3 separate regions of the Homo sapiens genome follow, and regions 1 and 3 are each linked to region 2. The links are chromatin contacts, found by Hi-C in ENCODE. All regions are on one chromosome and are shown on one strand. The core of a region is the stretch at or near the end of the contact, and the rest is flanking DNA. Distances in the headings are between cores, read along the strand shown.

Region 1 (3,722 bases), core at 799-3,298, 3.3 Mb after region 2:
ATATATTTGACAAAAGACTAGTGTCCAGAATGGACGAAAGATTTGTACAGATACTTCACCAAAGAATATATACAGATGGCATATAAGCACATTACAAAATGCTAAATATTATTAGTCAGTATGGAAATGCAAATTGAAACCACAGTGAGATACACAGTGAGTTGGTAAGGATGTGGAGGAACCGGAACTCTCATGTACTCATGTTAGGAATGCAAAATGATACAGCCACTCTGAAAAGTAGTGTGGGTTTTTTTAAACATTAAATGTACATCTACCATGAGAGAGGGGGAAAAAAGCATATGTCCATATAAAGACGTGTGTACATGAATGTTCTCAGCTTTACTTGTAACAGTAAAAACCTGGAATAACCCAAATGCCCATGAACTGGTGATTGGATAAACAAACTGTGGTATATACATACAATGGAATATTATTCAGCAACAAAAATTAACTATTGATACACACAGCAATAAAGATAAATCTCAAAATAAAAGCTTAGTGAAACAACTCTGACAAAAACAAGGACATTCTGTATGATTCCATTTAAATAAATATCTAGAAAATGCAAACTAATCTCTAGTAACAGCTGACCAGTGGAGGGGGCATTGGGAGAGAGGCTTACCAACGGGCAGGAGGAAACTTTTGGGGTTTAGATGTAATAAACATATTATTTTGATTGCAGTGATAGTTCCACAGCTGTATTCATTTAACAAGCCTTATCAAATTATATCCTTTAAATATTTGCTGTTTATGTCAGTTATACCTCAATAAAGCTGTTTTGTTTTGTTTTGTTTTGTTTTGTTTTGAGACAAAGTCTCGCTTTGTCACCCAGGCTGGAGTGCAGTGGCGCAATCTCGGCTCACTGCAACCTCCGCCTCCTGGGTTCATGGGTTCACGCGATTCTCCTGACTCGGCCTCCCAAGTAGCTGGGATTAAAGGCGCACACCACCATGCCCAGCTAATTTTTGTATTTGTAGTAGAGACAGGGTTTCACCTTGTTGGCCAGGCTGGTCTCCAACTCCTGATCTCAGGTGATCCACCTGCCTCAACCTCCCAAAGTTTTAGGATTACAGGCCTAAGCTGCGCCTGGCCAAAAAGAAAGCTGTTTTTTTAAAACTATCTGCACTCCCTACTTGGGAGGGTTGGACTCAAGTTCCCACATCTCTTTCCTCTTACGGTTATATTAAGGGCTTAGTCATACATCCCTAAATTTCATATATCCCAACAGGGACTTGGGCTGGGACAGGAAGCCCTCTTCCTCCACCTCAACTACCACTTAGCCACCCACCATTTTCTCAAACCTCTTCCTTTCCCCACCGGACAGCTTAAACCAAGTCACACGTCTCATTGGTCTCAACAGAAATGAGGTCCCAACTCCTCATTTCCCAAGATATTTCCATGAACACAGCAATATCCTTTCCTACCCTGATTACCCCGCACCCTCCATTTCGGGTCCTTCTCACCCTGATCAGTGAGAATTGTTCTAGCAAGCAAACCTTAAATAGACCTCGTACCCTTTCTAGATTGCAAAGTAGATAAAAATCCAACTTTCCGTTAATTCAGGGATTAATTACTGAGCATCACTTATTTCTTGGGCAGTGGTTCTCAAAATGTGGTCCCAGGACCAACAGCTTCAGGATCACCTGAGAACCTGGGCTGCCACCGCCCCCTCCCCCACTACTAAATCAGCAACTCCGGAGTTGTGGGGCAGAAGTCAGTATTTTAACAAGGCCTCCAGGTGATTCTGATGCGCGCTACTCTTCTGGGGGTGTGAAAAACCAGAGAGGACAGGAAGAAAGTTAGAATTAAAGCATACCTACGAATCAGATAAGCGATAGGGGGAGGGGTGGTTATTTAAAAAACGATAACTAATTAAGAACTTGTATGTAGTAAGAAAACCTACCCTGCCCCAGAGAGCTTTCCCGAAAGATAATGGATTCCGACATTCACCTCAAGAACCGGCAGACAGAGCAGCAAAGGATCTGTCGCTGGCCAAGCAGGTCCCTGGCTAAGGCACTGCTAGGGACAGCTCGCGGCGGTTCGGGGGTTAATTCTCGGCAGCCCTCCGTCACCCGGTGCCCCACCCCCGCCCTGCGCCTGCGCGGTGAAGCGCCATAGAGCTGAGCACTCCTCCCAGATTCCTAGAGCGGACAGGGCGATGGCAGGTTCGCCGGGTGTGAGGCTTCACAGCGGTCCGGTGACCAAGTCGAGGTAAGGGTGATGTCGGCTCGCGGATAGCAGAGGAGTTCCGGGTGATCTTGCCTAACGAGCAGGAAACTGTGCATGGTTTCTCGAGTCCTTGGAGAGTGAAGGCCCCCGGGGTCGCTCCCGGGCACGGAGAGACGATTGGTTCACGGCCTAGTGTTCGGTTTGTTCCCAGTCAGCCCTTGCTGGCCTTGGGTTCAACCGAATGAACGCCAGAAACTCTGTGGGGTGGGGGGAGTCACCAACCGTGGTGCATCCATACGAATCAGCCTACCGTACTGGGAAAGAGCCACCTGAATTTGTGAATGTTGTAAAAGCAAAAGGAAGAAAAATGATCAGTAGTGTCATTTTTGGATAGGAAGGGCAGCGAATAACATAGTGTTAACCACTAGAATTCACTGTAAAATTCCCCTCTCTGCGTTATCTTTCCAGTTATACCTTTTTTTGGTAGCATTAACCCCTAATTTTGTTTGAACATCTCTAGACTTGGAATGGGGAATGTGTGTCTTAAGTGGGTTAATCCCTGGCTCTTGGATGATGGGGAGGAAGCCTAATACATTCTGAGAGAAAAGCAACTGGAAGTCAAATGAGATTTTTTGTTTTCTCCTTCTTTTATATCTTGAGGATTTTTCTGGTGGTCTAGTCTCAGAGATTACATCTGTAGTCAGCACAATGATTCCCTTCCAAGCCCAGTGGTGCCCAGTTGCCTCCAGGTCCCAGACCTTTATGTGGACAAGAAAAGCTTACAGAGGAAATGGTAATTCTCCACTTGCACACTGAGGTGTCCAGTTGCAGCCCATGGAGATCCAGTTCAATTATGAATCTCAGGAACACCACCTTCTGTCAGGTGAGAGGCAGGGTATTATATCTTTCTTAGTGGCTTTGGCGGGGTGGGGAGGATGAGGGGGTGTCACTCTATGCTAGTGTCTTCAAATGATCCCCCTTAACTCTGTTAGGCAGTATTACCTCTTTAGTGTACCAAGCATAGTCACATGACTTTATTTCAAAATCTGGCGATCAAATTCTCATGCAGCTCTCTCCACTTTTTTAAGACCCCAAAGTCATTCATTTTTCCCTGTATAATGACCTCATTGCTAATCTGTCAGTTTTGGTCATTTTTCTTATCTACTGTAGGGGCATAGTTAAAAGTTCTGGAGTCTGACAACCTAGATTCAAACAGTAGTTTTGTCACTTAACTGGCTCCAGTAAGTTACTCATATATTTTACGATTCTGTTTCCTCACTTTTCAAGTGCATAGTACTTCATACCTTGAAGTTATTTTGAGATTTGTATCTATGTATTACTCCAGAATAAAGAACCCCAAAATTTAGTGACCTAAAACATCAGACTTCTTAAACCACATTATTTCTTATGATTCTGTAGGTCATCAACTTGAGCTGGGTTCACCTGGGCATTTTTTTTTCTCTTGGTCTTTTCTGGGGTCATTTTGCAGTCATCTCAAGGCTGACTCTACTGGGGCCAGGGTCTAAGATGGTTTCAATCACGTTGTCTCAATG
Region 2 (3,807 bases), core at 641-3,140:
TTCGAGACCAACCTGACCAACATGGAGAAACCCTGTCTCTACTAAAAATACAAAAATTATCCGAGTATGGTGGCGCATGCCTGTAATCTCAGTTACTCAGAAGGCTGAGGCAGGAGAATCGCTTGAACCTGGGAGGCGGAGGTGGCGGTGGGCTGAGATCGCGCCACTGCACTCCAGTCTGGGCAACAAGAGCGAAACTCCATCTCAAAATAAATAAATAAATAAATAACAAAAAAATAAAAAACGTAGGGCATTTTGTTGCTCTTAAGTCCAACACTGAAGGAACTGAGACTGATGGCTACGATACAGGCTAAAGAAAATCCAAAAGTTTCCAAACTTTGTTTTTTTGGACAGCTCCCTCTCTCCGCTAAAAACAAAAGCTAATTTATAATGGAACTATTCTCCCAAAAAACATGGTAGCGCAAAAATGGTACAGCACTGATTTTTTTTGTGGATAAGTCATATTAAGCTAACAAACATCACAGTCGTTTGCCTGACACAGGCTTATTATGAAACCCTTCAGTTCTTACCGACCTTAACAAAAAAAACTTTACTTGGACTTTGTTGTTTGCAAGATATTGGCTAAAACATGCTTGAAGCTTTACCACATTATTTTCTCCTAATAAAAAAATCCAAAACTGGAGAAAACGGGTAGCTTCTTAACAAGACATTCATTAACAAGAGAAGACATTTCCATCCCTATAACTATAGATAACTCCAAATATCCAGGTTAAATTAACCACAACTTGGGCTTGCTTCCTCTTCCTTAGGGCAAAAAGCTGCTTCAAGTTTTATTCTTCTTATAATACTTTTAATTTTCTTGAGAGGTTAAGCAAAATACCGTATAGCTAAGAATATATTAGTAAAACAGCTACACGGTAGTTCAGACAGAGATGACCCTCAACGCTACAAGAATGTAATAACATCCACAACTACTTTCAAAGTCCAGTTTAACATCCAAGGGAGGATGACAGGTCTTCCTTACTCAGACCCTGTCGGTCTAAGAGGCAGCATTTTCCTACCTTAGCTGCTTTGCAAGTGCCTAATTCCTTCGCTATGGCCGTGGAGAACAGTCTCAATGCCGTTCTCGAAGACTCACGTTTATCTTTGCACCAATTACTTAACGACCTAGGTTGTCCGAGGAAGAAAGGAAGTGCCCAGAGAAACTGGAGCTTAGGACTGCGCTGTCTTGACAACCTCACGGTCCCTCCTCCAGCCGCCCCCGGAGCACCGCGGGGCCACAGCCCCAGACGCCACGGTACCGGCTCCAGGACGTAAACACTGCCCTTCTCTTCCCTGCCCGCCCGCAACTTCCTTCTCCCGACCACGGCTTTGCGGGAGCCCACTGGAAAAGGGAGGATACCACATACCCTCGGAAGTGAGGCGGGAGAAGGGCTTAAGCAGCTCCGCGAAGCTGAGGTGATTGAGACGAGTGAGCCGCTCGGCTTCGTCGCTGCACAGCGCAGCGACACAGGGGACGAAGGAGTCCGGGATTAGCTCCTGCACTGATTGTACACACTGGGCCATCGCCGCAGCACAGGCAGCGGCGGCGCCCGCCCTCCGGCCCACCCTGCGAGGTTATCCTGCGGCTGCAGCAGCTACCGCCGCCGCCCGCCGGCCTGGCCCGGCCGGGCGGGGCCCCGAACGCACTGGAGCCTAGAAACAAGAAGGAACAGACGCCGCCGCTTCGGTTTCTGGGGCACAATCCACTGACCCCCCCCTTCCCGTCACCGCCGCTTCTCAGCGCTCGTCCCCGCGTGCTCGCATTCCACCCCGATAGGTGGAGACGCCGACAGTCACCACTTAGTCCTTCGGACGGCAAAACCTTGGTCACTGCCCGGCCGGAACCGCCATGTTGAGGCCGAACCCTGACCAACCGGCAGTACTACTCCCAGCTGCCCCCGCGCGCGTCCCTCACGTGACTGTGTTAAAGGAGACGGTAGGGGCAAGGGAAGAGAGCTGAGGAGAGGGAAGTGAAAAACGACGGAGGCCGGTTGGGAGGCTGGAGCCGGAAGTGTTGTGACGGAAGCTCCCTGGGCGGGGCGGGGCTACAAGTGCGGTGGGCGGGGGCGGGGGCGGGGGCGGGGGCGGGGGGAGGTGCACAACTGTAGGCCGGGTTCTCAAGCTCGCCCTTAGCAGAGCAGAGCTGAGAGCCACCTACTAGCGGCAGGTGGAGCCTCGAGACGGGTGCTGTCGTGGTGATGGAGGCGCACGCTCGCTTCCCACGCAGTTTGGCCTTTTTGACGTCCCTGGCTGTTGTGGGCAACCGATTTGGTTGGTCGCGCTGCTTCCTACGCTCGCCGGCGGAGCAGCTAGTGGCACCTGCTCGGAGAGAGGGAGTGGATCTCTCGGAAGTGCTTGGGGTTTCGCTGAAGCGGACCTGAACAGACCATGTGTCCTTTAAATACAGCCATGCTTTTAGAAACGGACTGTCACTTTATGTGGACTCAACCATTGAACAGAATGTGTGCTTTTGTGAGTGCTGCAATTCCTTCAAGTGTAATTGCGCTACTGCATTTTTGTTGGTCGCAGGGAAGGGGTGTGCCTGCAAATGTCCGCGTGGTTCGTCCTCAGCCTCTTCCTTTTTACACTGTGCTAGGATGTTTACTTGCTTGTGGTGGAGGTAGGGGAAGCCAGTATTTGTGTACTGTGTACTGTCCTGAACCGGCTTTCATTCCTAACTTTTCAAAGATTGCTTTAAAGGGGGGGGGGCGCGGGTCAAATATTGTTTTAAAGGGGGGGACGGGGTGAGGTCAATGGTGTGTGCCTTGTAAGTAGAAATGAATGAAAGGAATTTTACTAATGTGTCACTCAATTGTTTGAGCTCCTTCTGTTTTGCATGCCAAAAATATAAGGCAAGGAAAAATGTATCATTCTATCATGATTTTATGGTGCTCTAATTAAAGGTGTCTTCCCCAACGTCAATGTCTCAAATTTTTCGACTTCTTGACACCCTCAGGTTTTCACTAAGGTAATAATTTATGACAAGTAAGATGTGTGCTTCTCATGTAAGTTGATAAATGGGAGGTAGGAAGGCACAGTAGGACATATTGATGACATGCCTTGGCTACAGATTAATTTATAAGAGAGTCCATCACTTTAGGAGATTTATTTGCCGAAGTTAAGTACGAGCCCAGGAAACAGGTCTATGCCTTTCTTCGAAGATGATTTTGAGTGCTCCAAATTTAAAGGGGAAAGGGCGGGATATTGAGAAGCACACCGTTTTCATGTAAGGGGGCGGTAGGAGAAAATAGTAATTCTTGCCTTTCTCTGGCTCAGTGAATCTGCATTTTTTACATAAGATGACATAAAATGGGCAGAGGAAGAATGTGGGAGTCTGCATTTTTCATAAGATAACAGACAAAATGGGGTAGGGGAACAATCAGATAGGCATTTGTGTCTGGCGGGCTGGGGTGGCCACCTGTAAAGATAAGCTATCAATTTGCATTGCCATGAAGTTTTAACAGCACACTAAGAATTTCCTTGTGGGCAAAATACGGGGGAGAGATGTAGCTTTTCATCTTGCAGCAATCTTATTTAGGAACCAAAAGGGGGAGGCAGATTTGCGTGACCAGTCCCAGCGTGACTTTTCCCTTTGGCTAAATCAGTTTGGGGTCCCAAAATTTAATTTCCTTTTGCAAGAGATAACATGTTACACACAATCCCTTTTCAATGCTTCTGATTCACTTCCTTACCCTTTATAATGTGAGAATCTCACATAATTTAGTGTGACTCAAGTTATAAGATACATTTTTTATAACAGGACTCCCAAATGCAAACATACTATTTATCTAGTACTCTAAAAAG
Region 3 (3,810 bases), core at 1,197-3,696, 3.6 Mb after region 2:
GGATACAAAAAAGGCCCAGAGGGAATAGAGAGTTAAGATTTCCACCATATTGGATTACTGGGAATTTCCAGTCTCCTGAAGGCATTTGACCACTTTCAGAAGCTTGTGGTAGTGGAAGTTGATCAACAATCCCTTTGGGGTCAAAACAATTATTCCTACCCATATGTCCTAGTGACACTCCTTGGTCCTGGCACAACTGGTTATCAAAACGCACCAGTCGCAGGCTGGGAGCAATTACTCACAATACATACATCTGGCAAAGGAGTCTAATCAAGAAAGATAATGTAATGAACTTCTACACATCAATATAATTTTTTTTTAAAAGCCAATTAGAAAAAAATAATTAGGCACTCCACAAAAGATCTGGAATGTCCAACAAGCTCATGAAAAGTGATTGATATCATTAGCCATCAGAGAAACAAATTAAAACAAGGAGATACTACTACACACTCAACAAAATGGCTAAAAGTTAAAGACTGACAATGAAAGACTGACAATACTCTGTATTGTTGAGGATTTCGAGCAACTGGCACTCTCATACTTTGCCGGTAAGAATGCAAAAACAGTGCAACTACTTTGAGAAATACTGTTTAACAGTTACTGAGTTAAATGTATGCCTACCTTCTGACTCAGCAATTCCACTACTTCTCAAGAGAAATGAAAGCATCTATCTACACAAAGACTTGTACAAGAATGTTCAGAGCAGCTTCTGCACAAAGCCAAAAACTGTAAACGTTCAAATATTCATCGGGTGTATGTTTATACAATGCAACAGATGTACTAAACGACTCTCAAAAACATTGTCTCAAAAAGGAACCTAGACAGATGCAAAAGAATATGTTCCCTATTGTCCTGTATTATTCCATTTATATTATGTTCCAACCCAAAGTCAGTCTATTGTGAAGGGTGGCTGAACAGTGGGTAACTGTTAGGAAGGAAAGACAGTACTGACAGGAAAATGTCACCTGCTCTTAGAAATGCTATCTTGATCCAGGCAGTGGCCATAGGTGTATACAAATGTAAAAGGGCACTGGATCTGTAGTTTTGTTTTGTTTTGTTTTGTTTGCGATAGGCTCACTCTGTTGCCCAAGCTGGACTGCAATGGCACGATCATAGCTCGCTGTAACCTTGAAATCTTGGGCTTAAGTGATGCTCTTGTAGTTGGGACTAAAGGCGTGCACCATCACGCCCAGCTATTTGTAAATTTGGATGGGGGTTGGGGAGCAGGTCTCGAACTCCTGTCCTCAAGCAATCCTCTCACCTTGGCCTCTCAAAGTGCTGGGATACAGGCGTGAGACAGGATTCTTGAAGATCTGTGGTTCAGCCAGTATTCTTGAAAATTTGTGCATTGTACTCTGTGTAAATCTTACTATAGCAAAGTATTTAATATTAAAAGGTTAAAATAAAAAGCACTACCAATCACCTACAGAAGAAGGAACAAGATTTCTAGAACAGCCACTGACTGACTGGGTGAACGGTGGTGTCACACCATATGCTGAGGAGCACAAAGTAACACACTCTATCTCTGCTTTTTTGCTTTGAATAAAATGCAGGAGCCAGAGAAAACACTAATCAAGCCACTCCCTGCTGAAAATTCATTGCTGGAATTACGGAACCTAGATTGTTCAGAGGCCCTGACGTCTGAGCCAGGCGCTGAGCTCAGTGCCTTTACACTCATTACTTCATAACCTTAACAAGCCCATGAGTTAAGACCAAACCTGCCTTTGGATTGGGAAACCCAGGGTCAAAAAAGCACTTTTCTCAGGATGAGAGAAAGCATACTTATCAATACATCTTGTATTCATCCATGCAGGACATTACAGCGCTATGCGCCTCAAAGACACTGGGTAGATGTCTGCAGAATGGACGAGGGGAAGACACGCAAATTTCTGAATGACTGACACTCATTAGTCCTGAACCTCATGCTAAAGGCGACCTCGAGGGGAAGAGGCAGTCCTTCTATTAATACTAAGTCAGTAATAACCTCCCTACTTCTTCTTCTCTCCTTACAACACAAGGCGTTGTAAGCCCATGTGTCCAAACGAAGGGAAAGAGTAGTCATTCACTCCGCGGGGCAGCGTCTTTCAACCCCAACGGAGACCGCACGCGCAGCGCCCCACATTACGCACGCGCCCTGGCTCGGCTCCGCCCCGCCAAGTCCCGTTTCGCGACGCGCACGCGCAGCCTGGGAGCGCGACTGCGTACCTGCGCAAAGCTGGAAGCGGACGCTTTTTTCTTCTTACTGGCGCCATAGCCCCCGCCGCTGCTGCCATTGTGGGAAGGGCTGGCCGGCCTCTTCTTGCTGTTCCGGACTATTCCGGGAGTGGAAGTGGTGGCCACAATTGGAATTTGCGCCGCCATCGCACTCCGAGTCTTCCCCTGGTCCCCCCACCTTTTTCCCAGCGCGGGCCTTGGAACTTCCTTTCCGCTGTTACTTCCGTCTTGATGCTTGAAAACCCGGCCTGGACTCCAAGCTGTAGCTGGCTTCTCTCGGTGCAATCTAAAAGGCGGAGCTCGGAGTAGCCTGTGCCGTCGGGACGGGAAGATGTCAGCGGGCGTTGTCCTGCCACTCGGGCGCTCTGGGCGTGGGCCTTGGGTGGGGCACGTGCCTGGAAATCCCCATTGATAGAGGAATAGAAAATCTCCCAATCTTTTTAAGTAACTACGTTTTAAAAAATTAATGAGCGTGTTGTCTTTTCTCATATAGAAGAGTGATTACTTTTGATGTCTGTAAGCCTAAAGCTGGGGTCGTTCTCAGTAGACCGCCAAGCTACTGGCTTCTCCCTCTATCCCTCCCTGCCTTCCCACGCGGAAAAGGTTTGTATATAAATAGCGCCCAAATGGACATGAAGGGTAGAGTGGTTCTTAATCTCTCCCTTTTTTTTTTTCTTTTATTTGAGACGGAGTTTCGCTCTTGTTGTCCAGGCTGGAGTGCAATGGCGCGATCTCGGCTCACTGCAAACTCCGCCTCCCGGGTTCAAGCGATTCTCCTGCCTCAGCCTCCCGAGTAGCTGGGATCACAGGCATGTGCCACCATGCCCGGCTAATTTTGTATTTTTAGTAGAGACGGGGTTTCTCCATGTTGGTCAGGCTGGTCTCGAGCTCCCGACCTCAGGTGATCTGCCCGCCTCGGCCTCCCTAAGTGCTGGGATTACAGGCGTAAGCCACCACGCCCGGCCGGTTCTTAATCTCTTAGGATTCACAGACTCTTGAGCATGGAATCTGTGCTTCCTATCCCTGCCGCACACCCCCACCTCCCCACCACCCCATTAAATGTATACAGACACAGACAAAATTTTACAGATTTCAGGGAGGTCACAGATCTACTAAAACCTATTTAGGAACCTGAGTCCCCCTACCCGCCTTGTTCTTTGCCTCATTCTACCCTATATTTTTACAGAACCTTTGCGACATCATATAACTAAATGATTTATAATCGGATGGTTAATGTCTTTTTTGGCTCCTGCTAGAATGTAATCTGTATGAGGGAAGGGTCAGTTATGTCTTGTTAACTTATCAGTCCCCCCAATCACAGTACCTTGCAAGTCATTGGTGCATTATAAGTATTTTTAATGATGTATTTAACGAATGAACTAACTCCCTGCAGTGATTGGTGGAAGCTACTATGTTTGAATACAGGAAGTTGATGTATATGAGTCTTGATATTTGAAATAAACAGGCTGCACAATGACTTAGAGGTGAGAGAGAAGGAGCAGTTAGGGAAACTTGCAATATTGTTACTGACATATTTTTTCCTTTAGAGAAAGGAATAAGCCTACCAGTGTTGAAATGTTCTTTCCCACACCCCAT

Evidence for each region. A loop is a pair of places that touch in the nucleus more often than their neighbours do. Pooled maps may share reads with other maps.
Region 1: a pooled map shows a loop between it and region 2 (11-fold over the local background). The contact joins the promoter of ZSCAN30 here to the promoter of TRAPPC8 in region 2. A Hi-C loop is called at or near these places in 6 of 50 pooled maps.
Region 3: a map of ascending aorta shows a loop between it and region 2 (7-fold over the local background). The contact joins the promoter of INO80C here to the promoter of TRAPPC8 in region 2. A Hi-C loop is called at or near these places in 2 of 168 maps with a recorded cell type or tissue (CD8-positive, alpha-beta T cell and ascending aorta) and 9 of 50 pooled maps.

Annotation. Positions count from the first base shown.
Region 1 is chr18:35,288,181-35,291,902 of GRCh38, forward strand. ZSCAN30 (zinc finger and SCAN domain containing 30) reads right to left here and starts at 2,049. Exons shown (of 4, transcript NM_001112734.4): 1 at 1,904-2,049. It also overlaps the pseudogene ZNF271P. RefSeq lists an enhancer at 2,166-2,325.
Region 2 is chr18:31,941,238-31,945,044 of GRCh38, forward strand. TRAPPC8 (trafficking protein particle complex subunit 8) reads right to left here and starts at 1,891. Exons shown (of 29, transcript NM_014939.5): 1 at 1,371-1,891. The coding sequence starts at 1,527. RefSeq lists enhancers at 786-1,564, 1,666-1,875 and a silencer at 1,496-1,615.
Region 3 is chr18:35,495,514-35,499,323 of GRCh38, forward strand. INO80C (INO80 complex subunit C) reads right to left here and starts at 2,447. Exons shown (of 5, transcript NM_194281.4): 1 at 2,206-2,447. The coding sequence starts at 2,361. RefSeq lists enhancers at 1,465-1,614, 1,885-2,004, 2,355-2,624.